3 separate regions of the Homo sapiens genome follow, and regions 1 and 2 are each linked to region 3. A link is an interaction called in ENCODE POLR2A ChIA-PET data of the cell type or tissue named here. Cell type or tissue: MCF 10A. All regions are shown on one strand.

The links. ChIA-PET counts read pairs that join two places held together with the same protein. Peaks named below come from ENCODE experiments on the same cell type or tissue, not always from the same donor. Only the 100,000 strongest peaks of a DNase experiment are listed, where the experiment ranks them.
Region 1: POLR2A ChIA-PET joins it to region 3 with 6 read pairs; 2 of 35 experiments call an interaction of 5 or more read pairs at or near these places.
Region 2: POLR2A ChIA-PET joins it to region 3 with 6 read pairs; 1 of 35 experiments calls an interaction of 5 or more read pairs at or near these places.

What each region holds. Positions count from the first base shown.
Region 1 is chr3:69,104,970-69,109,969 of GRCh38, reverse strand. It overlaps ARL6IP5 (ARF like GTPase 6 interacting protein 5), which reads right to left. Exons shown (of 3, transcript NM_006407.4): 3 at 3,878-5,000. It overlaps LMOD3 (leiomodin 3), which reads left to right. Exons shown (of 3, transcript NM_198271.5): 3 at 849-3,905. The coding sequence ends at 875. Among named protein-coding and RNA genes, the nearest start is that of LMOD3, 15 kb to the left of the region's middle. RefSeq lists an enhancer at 4,951-5,000. In MCF 10A, no CTCF peak of the experiment used is centred here; no DNase peak of the experiment used is centred here.
Region 2 is chr3:69,367,814-69,372,813 of GRCh38, reverse strand. All of the region lies in intron 1 of FRMD4B (FERM domain containing 4B), which reads left to right. Among named protein-coding and RNA genes, the nearest start is that of FRMD4B, 16 kb to the left of the region's middle. In MCF 10A, no CTCF peak of the experiment used is centred here; DNase peaks (open chromatin) are centred at 2,143 and 2,463.
Region 3 is chr3:69,292,408-69,297,407 of GRCh38, reverse strand. All of the region lies in intron 4 of FRMD4B (FERM domain containing 4B), which reads left to right. Among named protein-coding and RNA genes, the nearest start is that of FRMD4B, 91 kb to the left of the region's middle. In MCF 10A, no CTCF peak of the experiment used is centred here; DNase peaks (open chromatin) are centred at 2,787 and 3,247.

The DNA.
Region 1 (5,000 bases), 190 kb after region 3:
CTGAAATCAGGCAGACCTGGTTCAAATCCTGCTCTGCCACTTCCTAGCTGTATGATCTTAGGCAAGTTATTGTCTTCTCTGAGCCATTTCTCTCCCTACAAGGCTTTTGTAGGATGTAATGAGATACTGTTTTAAAAATAAGTGTTAGGCCGGGTGCTCATGCCTGTAATCTCAGCACTTTGAGAGTCCGAAGCAAGTGAATCACTTGAGGCCAGGAGTTTGAGACCAGCCAGGCCAACATGGTGAAACCCTGTCTCTACTAAAAATACAAAAATTAGCTGGGCATTGGTGGCACATGCCTGTAATCCAAGCTACTTGGGAGGCTGAGGCAGGAGAATCGCTTGAACCCGGGAGTTGGAGGTTGCAGTGAGCCAAGATGGTGTCACTGCACTCCAGCCTGGAAGATAGACTGAGACTCCATCTCAAAAAAAAAAAAAAAAAAAAAAAAAGTGTTAACATGGATTACTCACTTGTATAATAGCCTTGTGAATTAGATACTGTTATTATCATTTTACAGCTGAGAAAACTGATGCCCAACACCACATAACTACTACATGCTAGTGCCAGTCTTTGAACCCAGGCCAACTTAGGCACCCGCCCTCTTATTTCCATGATGTTACTTTGCCATGTGCTCAAAGCTCTTGGAACAGTCCCTGGCATTAGTAAATGTCTAATAAATGGTGGCTGTGGTTATGATTGTTGTTTTATCTTGATTTTGGAGGTGCTTTGGCCAGAATTTCAAACCTATTCTGTATCTTTTAAGGCATGTAAATTTTGTAAATTTTGCTGCAAAGCTCTTAAATTTCCAGGATTAATTTCCCCCGTTTCCTCAAATGCTTAAATCGCAGGTGCAACTGCCAAAAGAACTGGCGTAAGAGGCAACAGAGCCATCTAGAAGAACAAGAAATGGAAATAGTGACTCTTGGATTACAGCATGGAGACTATGTCAGCAGCAATACTTTAGGATCCACGTGGCAGAACTGGAAACAATGCTACCATCTGATAAGGGTATTTGTAAAAGGCAGAATGTTTGGGCCATGAAGAAGTAGGGGCTGAAGAGGAAGGTGGAAGGAGATAAAATATAATATTTAGAGGCAATATTTTCTACTTGCAATCAATTTGAGTGACTCAGGTGAAATTTAGAGTCATATTTCCCGAAGCAGAAGTTAAAGAAAATTTTTTAAACATTTGCTTTATTATTGTTTTCTTCTGGTAAATAATAAATATAACAGAAGTGTTAACTATTGTATTCCCATTTTTTTCTCCTTCCATCTCTTCTGCGGTAATTCATCACATAGTATCTTAAAGGGAACAAATAATGTTTCATCCTATGGAAATGTGAAGGATGAATTGAGCTCCTGGCCCTTCTGATGCTTTGAAATGGAAGGATTGTTCCTTAGAGCTTCTCTGCAGAATCAGTGGAGATTTTCAGTTTCCCACCCTGCCTGGCTTTCTCTCTTGGTGACTCCCTTGGTGTTTTGGAGTATTCTTTCTATAGGGGTACCTGTGAGGGGCAGAACACGTAAGCCACAGAACATGGTGAAAACTAAGTGTCACTAGGAAAAGTAATGGGAAAGTAAACCCTGCATATATGAAAACTTCCTGGCAGCAAGTTTTCATATATAGAGGGACAATGGGAGACAGCATGCTGTTTTTATAGAAAAGAAGTTTTACATAATATAGTTATTGACAAGCTTTTGGTTTTGGCTAAATACACACACACACACACACGCTCATATGTGTTTACTCTGTAAGTCTAATTTGATTTTATCACTCTCAAACATATTTTAAAGGAAACTTGCTTACAGGAAGGATTAAACTTGAACTACTTATCCTATTCTTTAAGGCACTCCATTGCCTGGCCCCAATTTACTAATCCTGTCTTATTTCCCACAAATCCTTTATACTCTACTCGATGAAACATCCTTGTGCACACCCTTGTGCCTTTGCTCGCATTAATCCTTCCAAGAGACTTCCCTCCTGTTCTCCATTAATGAACGTCCTACCCAGTCTTCAACTCCCGGGTCAGATCCTGTGTCCTCCATAAAAAATTTTCCAGACAACTCCAATCTGTCCTTCTTCCAAGTTCCTAGAGGCCTTAATTATTCATTCTAGCCACTAGGTGCATAGAATTTGAGATTTTTGTAATAATAGAAGTAGTGTGAACCCTAGAAATTAGAAAATCAAGCTTTGGGCCAGGTGCGGTGGCTCATGCCTGTAATCCCAGCACTATGGGAGGCCAGGGAGGGAGGATCTCCAGAGGTCAGGAGTTCGAGACCAGCCTGGCCAACATGGTGAAACCCCGTCTCTATTAAAAATACAAAAATTAGCTGGGCATGATGGCAGGCACCTGTAATCCCAGCTACTCGGGAGGCTGAGGCAGGAGAATTGCTTGAACTGGGGAGGCAGAGGTTGCAGTGAGACAAGATCACGTCACTGTACTCCAGCCTGGGTGACAGAGTGATACTCCATCTCAAAAAAAAAAAAAAAAAAAAAAAAAAAAAAAAAAAAAAAAACCTTTGGTGCCTTTTCTCTCTTCTTTACCTGAGTAAATAATTGGCACCTGCCTTCTTTCTCCTTTTATGTTATCATAAGTGGCATGTATCAAACCAAACAGGCTAGGGGAGAATAGGTCTAATTGTGACAGACTTAAAAACAACACATTATTTGGAAAGACAAGCCATGGGAAAGAAATATGGCGTTTCTATTTTTTTAAGATAATTTAGTATGTACAAAAGTATCCAAATTTAAATATAGTTTTCAATGGCTGATAGTTTTGTTTTCTCACCCTTCAATATTTCTAGAAAACATCCTTGCATACAAAGCAGGATAGCTAAGAAAGGGCTGTAACAAACAAAACTTCAAGTGTCTAGCACATACTACATCTAAGAGGCTAAACTCTGATAGGAAAAGCACTTTAAACATAATTAAAAGCTTAATGTAAATTAGTAGTTGAAATTCTAGGCCGGTGCGGTGGCTCATGCCTGTAATCCCAGCACTGTAGGCGGCCGAGGTGGGTGAATCACATGAGGTCAGGAGTTCAAGACCAGCCTGACCAACATGGTGAAACCCCATTTCTACTAAAAAAAAAAAAAAAAAAAAAAAAAAATACAAAATTAGCCAGGCATGGTAGCTCATGCCTGTAATCCCAGCTACTTGGGAGGCAGGAGAATCACCTGAACATGGGAGGTGGAGGTTGCAGTGAGCTGAGATTGCACCATTGCACTCCAGCCTGGGCAACAAGAGCGAAACCTCATCTCAAAAAAAAAAAAAAAATTCTAGAAAGCCCCTATGCATTTGTTTGTATAGCCACAGTATTATTAAAGTCAGGAATTTCAAAATGCACAGTAAGAGGGTTTTTATCTTAGATATACAAGAAGAAAAGATGATCCAATTTCATAGCTTATGGCCTCAATACACAGGTTTTGCCAAAAGAGGTGAAGCAGTTCACATTATGCTTTTTCTACCACCCAACCCTAAAGATCTTAGTTGCAGATTTTAGCTTGTTTTTAAATGTAATCATAATTTACAACATTTATATGTTACATTTTTCTGTTATTACCCTTCCAGAATTGACTACTGGCCATTAGTAATTACAGGTATCTTTTTTTTTATTAGTTTCTCCAAATTTATTGGATTTTATCGGCAGAATTCACCTTGTAGAAAATGGAATGGGCTAACATGTATATAAAACTGGGCTAACATGTATATAAAACTCGTGCCAGGTTTAAAAATAGGATCCCACTGGAATTGTTTTATTCTGGCTGCAAGTTAATAAAGTATTCAAGCTTTACTAAACAGTATTTGAAACAGCTGAAGTGTTTGCTTCACTGTTTATAGGGTCGTCGCCAAGTTTCTCAGGTATTTAAGACAGATGTGCATTAAATAAAGTCTCACCAAAAAAACCTTTAATCAATTTTATTCTTCATATGTGGGTAAGGGTACAGATTCTAGACCATGTCTGTGAAGTCATGGTGATATCACTGTGCTAAAGATCATGGCTGTAGGTTGGCTGAGAATTTAAAATGCAAGAAAAATCAGAAGCAGCACATCATTGCTTCTTATTCTAGGACATACAGAGAGTTTCTTCAGTAAGTACCACTCCAGTTGTCTTCACAATTTAATGCTACAGAAACCTAAATGTTTCTACTTCAGCTACGAAATCATTCAATTGGCAGGCAAAACATTTTTTATTACCTATTTATAAAAACATGAGAAAGGGAGGAAAAATAATAGAATGTATAAACTCATGCTATCATAATTCTAATGTCTAGCTATAAAGGCATATGGTTGTAACAATTGCTATCTAAAATTTTTTATTAGCTGCAGTAGCTGCATTCCATTTTCATTACCATTTTTTAAAGTCTTTTTGCTTGGTCATCTAAAGACGTTTTTCAAATTTCAAAAGATCAGCTATTATTGTCCTCCTTGTGCCCCTAAGGAATTAATAAAATGCACATTCATTTCCTTCTTTCTAAATGTTCCAGTTAAAAACGAAACAATGCAAAAATGGCAAACATTTTCTTGGACCATTTTTTTCACTGTAACAACAAAAAATGTGCAAGGTAAATAGAACTCAAGTTTTGTTTTATTTTTTGTCTGTTTGTATTTTAATAAGTCCGTCCAGAATAATACAGGTTACATAGCTGTAACCATCTTAAGGAAAATGACATTAAGTTTGCAACAAATACTTGCTGGTGAAAACACATTACTAGCATTTCAAAAATTTACAAAAATGTAACAAAATATCCTAAACAGCTATCTTTATATTTGTAAAGGAAGTATGAACAACTGGCTTAACCAGTTTCCACTGCACATCAAACAGGTGGCAAAGTGATAGAGATCATCTTTGATTTTTAAGAGAATAATAAAAACTAATTTATATCCCACACATTACAATTCTAGGGGATTAGGAACAGGCTAACACATGATGTCATCTACTTTAACAGCCTTTTCATTTACTCGTATTGTCTTGATACTTTACAATGATTTTTTTTTTC
Region 2 (5,000 bases), 75 kb before region 3:
TATACATGTAGGTATGTACACACATATACACACATATATAATGCTTAAAAAGAGTGGACCATAATACACACTGGATATCATCATTTAAACTACCATTCTATCAGATATCATCATTTATTGTTTGTTTGTTTATTTATTTATTTGTTTTTGAGACGGAGTCCTGCTCTGTTACCCAGGCTGGAGAGCAGTGGCATGATCTCAGCTCACTGCAACCTCCACCTCCCAGGTTCCGGTGATTCTCCTGCCTCAGCCTCCCAAGTAGCTGGGATTACAGGTGCGTGCCACCACGCCCAGCTAATTTTTGTATTTTTAGCAGAGACGGGCTTTCTCCATGTTGGCCAGGCTGGTCTCGATCTCCTAACCTCGGGTGATCCGCCCACTTCAGCCTCCCAAAGTGTTGGGATTACAGGCATGAGCCATCACACCCAGCCTCATTGTTTATTAAAGCACTTTTTATTGAGCAATATTTATTACCTTCCAGGCACTTTTCTGGGCACTTGGGATACAACAGCATAACAGACAGAGGTAGGCCCTGCCCTTGTGGAGCTCAGAGTCCACTGGGGATGAAGCTGGCAAGGGAGAAATGTGACAAAAGGCTTCTTTCCGAGGTTTTATTAATGTCAAGACTCAAAGGATGAGAAGGAGCTTGGCACGTGCAGACCAAGGAGAACAGCATTCCAAGTGGAGTTAATGGCAGACGCAAAGACACTGAGGCAGGAAAGACCTTAGGATGTTGTAGGAATGGAGAGCACAGTGGAGTGGCCAAAGTGTTGCAAGAAATGTTAAGGTCATGAGAGGTGGGTTTGGCAAGGCAGCAGAGATTAGATCACACGGTGCCCTGGTGTTCTAGAGTTTGCAGTAAGTGTGGTGGGAAGCCATTGAAGATGTTTCAAATGTGGAAATAACTTGTGCATTCATTTCAACAAATATATACTGAGGGCCTATTACATTCTAGGCCTGGTCGAGGCAGTGGAGATACAGCAAGAAACCAACAAGAAGCTCTGCCCTCTCAGAGCGTACTTTGTAGTCAGCTATTTGTCAGTAAATGGCAACTCCATTCTTCCGGGTGCTGAAGTGAAAACCTTGGCTAGTTTTCAACACTTACATTCTACTTCTAACCCATCAGCAAATCCCTTTGGCTCTACCTTCAAACTATATATCCACTTATCATCTTCATCACCATGATCCTGGGGCCAAGCCACCCTCATTTCTTAGCTGGTTTGTTGCAATAGCTTCCTAACTGGTCTCTCTGCAAATGCCAACCGCCCCTGCAGTGTTTTCTCAACCCCACCTCCAGTGCGATTTTGTTCAAAGTAAGTCAGATCGTGTCATTTTTCTGTTCAGATCCCTTCAATGACTTCCCAACTCTGAGAAACAACCTGGCCTTACTATCTCTACAAGGCCCCTGTGTGTCTGTGTGATCAGTATTCCTTCTACCTAGGCTCCTCCCAACTCCTGCCTCAGTTCCAGCAAACACACCCAAACTCTGGTCTTAACTCCCAGCACCCTTCCCCTCTTTAACGCTTCTCCAGCAACCCTGGCCTCCTTGCTGTCCCTCAAACCTGCCAAGCACATTCCAGCCTCAGAGTTGTAGCCCACAGAATGTTGTCTGCCTGGAATCTCATTCCTGAGAAGTCTACATGATGCTTACCCCATCACTTCCTGTAGGTCTCTTCAAATGTCACCCCAACCAGGGAGGTGACTCCCAACCATGTCTTAGCCTGCTTTATTTTTCACTGTAATCCTTTTCACCACACCACCTGACTCTATGAATATATTTGTTCATATGCTCATTTCCCCTGCCAGAACGTTATTCATAGCTGAAGGCATGCAGGGGACTTCACTGTTAGAATCCTCAGTGCCTGGAACAGCACCTGGAACCAAAAATGTGCTTCAGAAATACTTGTTGATTAAATGAACAAATGAATCTACTTTACACTTTAAGAAGCCTGCTCCAGCCACTCTAGGGAGAATGACTTAAAAGGCATAAGAGCGGTCAGGAGGCCATTTCAGATCTCCAGCTGAGAGACGATGGGGACCCGGGCAAGGGTAGAGGCAGCACATGATATGAGAAGACACCAAGCATTTGGAGGAGGAGAAAGCAGCATTAGCAGAACTCTGCCCGAAGGCAACGTTTGCATTCCGTGAAGCTTTAGAAACCTCATGTGGGGAAAAAGCCATGTATGTTGAAATACATTTGTATGTGTGGGTTTATTCTTTTTCATTATTGAAAATAGCCCACGCCAGTGTAAGCTGATTGAGAATACATTCGTTTGGCTTCTCTAACGACCATTTCATCAGAAAAGCATTGCTTTAGATAGCAGAGTAGCTTATTTCCTCTAACCCTGGTGCCAGTGGGCTCCCTCAAGGACACCAGCTTGTGTGTACTGCCAGCTGCAAGTACCCACCCGTGCCCAGCCCAGGGCGGGGACCTTGGCAGCTTCTGCAGTTCTTGTCAGCCCTGAGTGTCAAGCGATCGCTATTTCCTGCACCCGGCCCTGTGGTTGGGCTCTGGAAGGTGCCCTGTTTTTCCTGACAGACATTTCAGACCGTTTGCTCTCTTTTTTTTGGCATTTCTATGTACGTTTTTTAATCATTCTGACCCTGTCTCAGGTCTTTCCCATCCACTGGAGTTAAAGGATGAACGGCCCTTCTGATTGGATTTTCCTGGATTCTTAGGAGCAAAAGAAAAAAAAAAAAACAGGAACAAAAGCAAAAGCAAAATTTATTTCTGGCCTTTATTAGTGTTTAATTAAAAGCTTGCTTTCCCCAACTCTTTGGCTGTGTTCAAGCTTTTCAAAATTCTGCAAGCACAGACAATATAGAGAGAATTTGACTCTTTAAGTTACAAGAGCTGCTTATTATGTCTAATTAGCACCATCAAATAATGACGGAATCTGCCATCATCATTGCTAAAGAAAAAAGTCATACCAGGTATTTCCCAAATGTTTCTCAGGAGAAAGTACCTTTTCTTTTAATAAATAGGCTACTACCAATTTTTAAATGAATTCAGTGTTTAAGTTAGAAACAATTTTGGTCAGGATACAAAGAATCTTAACTGTCAAATCATACTTAAATTTATGAAGCTATTTCTTCCTTAGGATTTTTATATTTTGAACTTTCTAGGTATTGATGCCAGATATAGTTCCAGCCGAGCTCATAAGATTTTGCTCTCAAATTCTTTTTGGGAATGAGATTTTTTTATTTTTTAGTGAATGTGTTTTTCCTTCAATAAACTTCAGAAACCAACTCTGAGTTTCAAAAATCTTTTTTTTCTTGAGATGTTAGTGCCAGAATCTGAACAGTCTCCTTTATTCAGCACACAGTTGCATCAGTTTAATTTTTTCAGGCTTATATACTAAATTAGGTTACAAAAATTCACCACACTTTTATCTGTGCATTGTGTTTTAAGTAAATCAAATTTAATTATGTTCTTTCTACCCTTTTTTCTTTTCTCCTGGCCTTTTCTTTGTTTTTTCTCTGAGCTAAATAGGTCATGCTTAAATCTATGAAGAAATAAATATGTGTGCATACTTAATGTATGACATATGAAAAATGTACAAATACATGTATGTATTTATGTATAGATAGGACTGTGTATCTGAAGTTTTTCCAGAAAGTAAAACCATGAGCCAACATATTCACTAAAGATAGCTTTCGCTTTTTTTCCACCAACCTTCAGCATTACTTTTAAACTTATAGTATGACTCTGAAATCATCAGTGCAAATAATATGGTTAGACTCCATAATAGGTGTATTCTTTAGAAAATTACTATTAATTTTGATGAAGTTTAGCAAATGAAAATTTGATAAACAACTTCATCTGTTTCCTTTGATTAAAAAGAAGAAAACAAGCTGGGCCCTGTGGCTCATGCCTTTAATCCCGGCACTTTGGGAGGCCGAGGTGAGAGAATTGCTTGAGCCCAAGAGTTCAAGACCAGCCTGGGCAACATGGTCAAACCTCATCTCTACAAAAAATACCCAAAAAATTAGCCAGATATGGTGGTGTGTACCTGTAGTCCCAGCTACTCAAGAGGCTGAGGCAGGAGGATTGCTTGAGCCCAGGAGGTTGAGGTTGCAGTGAGCCGTGATTGCACCACTGCACTCCAGAGAGTTATGTGCTGAAGCTCCCACATTATTGGCTTGCCTGGCTTGTCTGTGAAGTGGGAGTATGCCATGGGCTACTTCACTGGGGAGGACTGAGTATCAAGTGTAAGGCAGAAGAGTGAGACATACTCAAAATGTGGCAATTGCATTTGTTCAAGAAGTATGCAAAGCACCTGTCCAAGAACGACAAGGGGGGTAGGCACAGGCTTGAGGGATCTGTGAGAAAAAAGACAGAGGATGTGGCCTGGGAAACCACAGTGCCTTCCTCAGCCACAGCAGCTGCATTCATTATTTACTGCTGTCTAATGTCATCAGTCTGTTCTAATAGATGTTGTAATGGGATGAACAGCTTTATCTGTTTCCTTTGTGTGATTTGCACATATCCTGTGGGAGCTAAGGATATTGGAGTCAGGTGGTATGAGTTCCAATGCTGGCCCACGTCCTTTACTGGCTGGGTAACTCAGAGCATGTTTCTCAACCCATTTGAGCCTCAGTTTCCTCATCTGTAAAATGGGAACATGATATCTCGTGATGTTGTCGGGTTTAAATGGGAGAGTGCCATGTGACTGCTTAAACAGATGCCTAGAACATGAAAAGAACTCAATAAATTATAGTTTAGAAAAAGGCCTTGGCCACGAAAAGAGGTAAAATAAAAAAAGAGAGAAGGAAAAGCATCCCAGAAATGGGACTATAACATGTTTTACATACTGATATATGTCATATAGGTGAAATTACCTAAAATAAGAATGAGAGGAAATGGATATTTTAAAGCAGAAGCATTAAATTATGATTGATCTGATAAATTGTTGCAACCTTTTTATAGCACAGTCTAGTTGTTTCCAGTCAAAATGTAAGATATTTGTTCTCTATGACCAAGCATTTCCATTTCAGGA
Region 3 (5,000 bases):
CATGTGTCCACTCAGTGGTACCCTAAAGCATTGTCTGCCACACTCAGGGCTGAGAAGAACTCACTTTCCTACTGTAGTAGGAAACCCGGAGGCAGACTGCTACCTCTGGGTGAAAATTGCTGCAAACATGGAGCCCTTGAAGTCAAGACTGCTGACTGCCTTCTCATCGCTCCTGGCCTGGTCTTTGGAACATTAGATCTTTAGAAAGAGCTTAACTCGAGGAAGCATCATGACTACAACCCGTGAGTCCTCGTCATTCCACCAGAATTTTTTTAAAGAGAGCCAAATACACGTGACACATAAAGACAGACTGTAGTAAAGGGTGAGACTTATTGATATAGAAAGATGCTCCCAATATATTCTAGGTGAAAGAAGTAGACCACAAAAAGTCCATGCAATATGATAACACTCTTTGTAAAATATTTTACAAAAACGTCTGTACAGATGGAAACTAAGTTTAAAATGTTAACAACAGTTAATCTCTAGGTAGAATGATTGTAGGGATGATTTTCATTTTCTTCTTTTTTGGTCATCTGTATTTTTTCTTACAATGAACATATTACTTGAGCAAATTTTTTTAATGCAGTTGTGAAAAGCGATAAGAGGAAGAAAGGATAAAATGTTTGTGACCAGATAACCATGCATTTGTTTAAAGCCATCAGATGGTAGGTGATTTACAATAATGAGAGGACTGGAAATTCATCTTTTCATGGAGGAATGTGATTTAAAGGCCCTGAGAAACAACTGATTCTCCTACTTAGGCTGAGCTGAGGTTACTTGAGGGAGGTGTGCAAGTTAGCCAGAGGTCTTTGCCCATCTGTCACACTCGCATCTGAATGCACAATACCCCAGACCATGGGTAATACAAAGGCCAGTTGCCTCAGTATCACCCATGACCCCTAACTGGCCCAGCCTATTCTGAACTTCCAGGCAGGCGTTTAATGGCCTTCCTCTTTGAGGATCCAACATCCTAATTCACACAAGAGCTCAAGAAAGACACGGAATCCTCAGAAGCACATGCTCGATCATGATATTAGTTTCTTACAGGATTCTATTTCTCGGTGTATTCCCTGGGCAAGTATCAGAAATTATTTTTAGAAATCTGCTCACTCCCCTTGCAAACCTTTCAGTCCTGTCTTTTGGTGGGTGTGCCTGTGTTTCCACAGTTTTAAAAAACAGATGGGCCATGAATGCTTAAAGGATGTGTGCGTTTGTCTGTCTGTGTGTGTGTGTCTCAGGACAATGAAGAGGCAACATCAAAAGTAAAGAAATCGTATTGTGGGGCTGGGTGCCACTCACGAGCAGTGACTCATGCTTGTAATCTCAGCACTTTGGGAGGCCAAGATGGGTGGATCACAAGGTCAGGAGTTCGAGAACAGCCTGGCCAACATGACAAAACCCCATCTCTACTAAAAGTACAAAAATTAGCCAGGTGTGGTGGTGCACACCTGTAGTCCCAGCTACGCGGGAGGCTGAGGCAGGAGAATCACTTGAATCTGGGAGGCAGAGGTTGTAGTGAGCCAAGATCACGCCATTGCACTGCAGCCTGGGCAACAGAGCAAGACCCTGTCTCCAAAAGAAAAAAAGAAAGAAAGAAACCATATTGTGAAGGGGGAAAGAAGCTAGAGAACACGGAAATTAGAAGCTCAGTTTTCAGTGCAAGGTTTCACTGCAGCAGCACTATTGACACTGAGGACCAGGCCATTCTTTGTAGTAGGGAGCTAAGCTGTGCTGTAGGATCTTTAGCAGCATCCCTGGTCTCCACTTACTGACGTCAATGATGCTCCCAGGCCAGCCACCGTGGCTCACACCTGTAATCCCAGCACTTGGGGAGGCCAAGGCAGGTGGAGCACTTGAGTCCAGTTCAAGTCCAGCCTGGGCATCATGGCGAAACTCTGTCTCTACAAAAAATACAATAATTAGCCTTGCATGGTAGTGCGTGCCTGCAGTCACAGCTACTCAGGAGGCTGAGGCAGGAGGATTGCTTCAGCCCAGGACATTGAGGCTGCAGTGAGCGGTGATCAGGCCACTGCACTCTAGCCCGGGCAGCAGAGCAAGACCCTGTCTCAAAATAAACAATAACACTCCCCAAGTGCTGACAGTCAAATAATGTCTTCAGCATTGGTAAACACCCCCACCCAAACATTGAGAACAGAGCTTTAGCATCATTCTTAGGTTCATATTCCAGCTCTTCCACTTACTCACTATGTAGCTTCTGGCACCCTCTTGGGCCTGTTTCATCACCTATGAAATGAAGCTGGTGGTAGCCCCCACCTACTTTGGGGGTTGTTGGAGGATTACAAGTGCTAACAGCTAATGTAGACCCTATATAAATGTTAACTATTTTGTATGTCCTAAATAACAGGCTGCCTCAACCACATGTTCAGTGGGCGAAACATTCTATCAAGTTTCTGTCACAGCCTTTGAATATGAAAGATTTGGGATTGTCTGGCTTGGGTCTGACCCATTCCCCTTTGCACTGGGTGAAAGATCTTATCATTTATCTTCATTATTCACCGTGCCCAGATGTTACTTCCCCACTTTTCTCCGCTGCCTCCCCTCCCCACTCCCTCTCAAAGCATCTGTCCCTGCTTTCCTGTGGAGGACTAGAGCAGGCTGTTTTAAAGCAGAGGAGAGGCAAGCACTTGGAATTCACATGCCCCTGACACTTCAGGTTGCCTAGGGGAGAAGACTCTCTCCCCTTCCTGGCAGGTCACAGCAAGGCCCTGACTCTTTTGGGCCTCCAGCTCTTCTAGATAACTCAGAAAGAGTCATGCTGTGGGAAAGGAGCAAGAGGGCAGGTTTCTACAGGCTTACCAGGAGGCCCTCTCTGGTTCTAGCCATGTCTGGAAATTCAGAAATGAGGAAGAGCATTCCTGGCAGAGAAGCACATTGTAGAAGCAAACAGTGCTTCCCCTGGGAATTCTCCAAGACTGTTCCCCTCCCACAGATGAAAGGGAACATATTGGACTCCCATAAGCACTGCATAATATCTTGCAGAAAGTGATGTGTTTGGAGAAAGTGAAATACACTTAAATTACACTTCAGCCTTCAGCATTATAAAGTGAGATATGACTACCTTGCAGGGTCATTACAAGCAATAAACAGAGATCTCCCCGCTCAGAATGTGGATGAGGATCTGATAGAAATCTACCTAGGCGTGTGGCTGCAGTTAAATGCCTAAAATTACTCATGGTGACTAAAAGAAACCCAGAATGAGGTGTTTTGATTTAGCCCTCACTGGACGCCAGTCACAAACTCAGCATTGTTCAGAATGCAAAATAATTGAGCAGTTCTTGCCCAATTCACCTTCTTTGAAGATACCACTGGGACCTCGCAAAGGCCCTGGGAAACAAAGAAACCATGCTCAGTTGAGGGAGAAAAGTTGAAACTGATTAGAAAAGCATTGGTTTCACACTATTTTCTCATTTTATGTTAAAACAGACATTTTTGTAGCATTTGTTTCTTTGAGAGAAAGAACTTAGGAAAGATACTTGGATTTTTTTTTTTTTTTTTTTTTTTTTTTTGAGGCAGAATCTAGCTCTGTCACCCAGGCTAGAGTGCAGTGGCAGGATCTCAACTCACTGCAACCTCCTCCTCCCAGGTTCAAGCGATTCTCCTGCCTCAGCCTCCTGAGTAGCTAGGACTAAAGGCATGTGCCACCAAACCCAGCTAATTTTTGTATTTTTAGTAGAAATGAGTTTTTACCATGATGGCCAGGCTGGTCTCGAACTCCTGGCCTCAAGTGATCTGCCTGCCTTGGCCTCCCAAAATGTTGGGATTACTGGCATGAGCCGCGCCTGGCCAGATACTTGGAATTTTTATTCTGGTTGTTACAGTTAAAGCTTTAAAGATGTTCCCAACTAAGTCAGTGCCTTTTATTACAGTCACATCGGTAGAGAGATAATAATATTCTAATAGTCACCGCCACTCATTGGCTGCTAAACTACATGCCACCTGCTATGTTAAGCACATTTCAAACCCTCTCATTTCTCCAGTGTGTGAGGCAAGAGAGGTAAGAGGCACTGAGAGCGGAGCAGCTACCCCAAGACCTCAAGACTGATCAGCACTGGAGCTAGGATTCAAACTAATGTCTCTCCCACTCCCTAGTGTTGACTTGTGACCACTAGAAATAAATACCACAAGACGAAAATATTGGCCACATAAATTTAAGCGACTCTTCAAAGGACAGCCACTTCCAAACAACTGGGTGTTGTGCTCTTTGACATCCATGTGTTGCCATCTGGCTGGCAGGGCTGTGTCCCTTCCAGCCGTCTTTGTCATGTCACAGTGGTGTAATGTTCTGTCATCACTAATGAGTGGTTAAGCCAACCAAGAAAGGAAAAAGAAATGCTAATGGGAGGAGCCCAAATAACAGTGACAAAACCTTCCTGAGCAAATTCTCTTCTCAAGAAATTACACTTGTGAAGCCGAGGTTTGTCTCCAAAATGTGTGCCTATTCAAAAAGCCTGGGTTCTTTCCGAAGCTGAAAAATTAACCATGGGCTTCAACTTAAGAAAACCTTAGTGAAATCGCTCACAGTAAGCATGCAAAAAGGAAACAGTATCCTTTTGCAAAAAAAAAAAAAAAAAGGCTGAAAAAAAGGTCTTTATGAATCTGGGATAGTCCATTTCATGTCATTAAGAAGCCCTAGATTTTGTTTTCAGTTCATGGTTTGTGTTGATAGGTGTGCCTGAAGAGCCATTTTCCCCAAAGCCCATATGTATTTTTCATACACTCCATAAATATGAAGCCATTACAATGGCCCCCTTGAGGGAGAGATGGAATTGTGGATTCAGAAAGCTGGTAATCTGATGCCTAGGCAGGAGGCACCAGGGCTGGTCGCCAGAAAGTAGTGGGAAATAAGATAGGGACCTGTTTACTGGGACTAGGATGTAGTCAGGGGCCTGGACTCCAAAAACAAGGTGAACCCAGTTTCTAATACAAAGGTATCTGTTCAAAGTTGGATGCGCTACAAATTGATTTGGTGCCAAGCTACC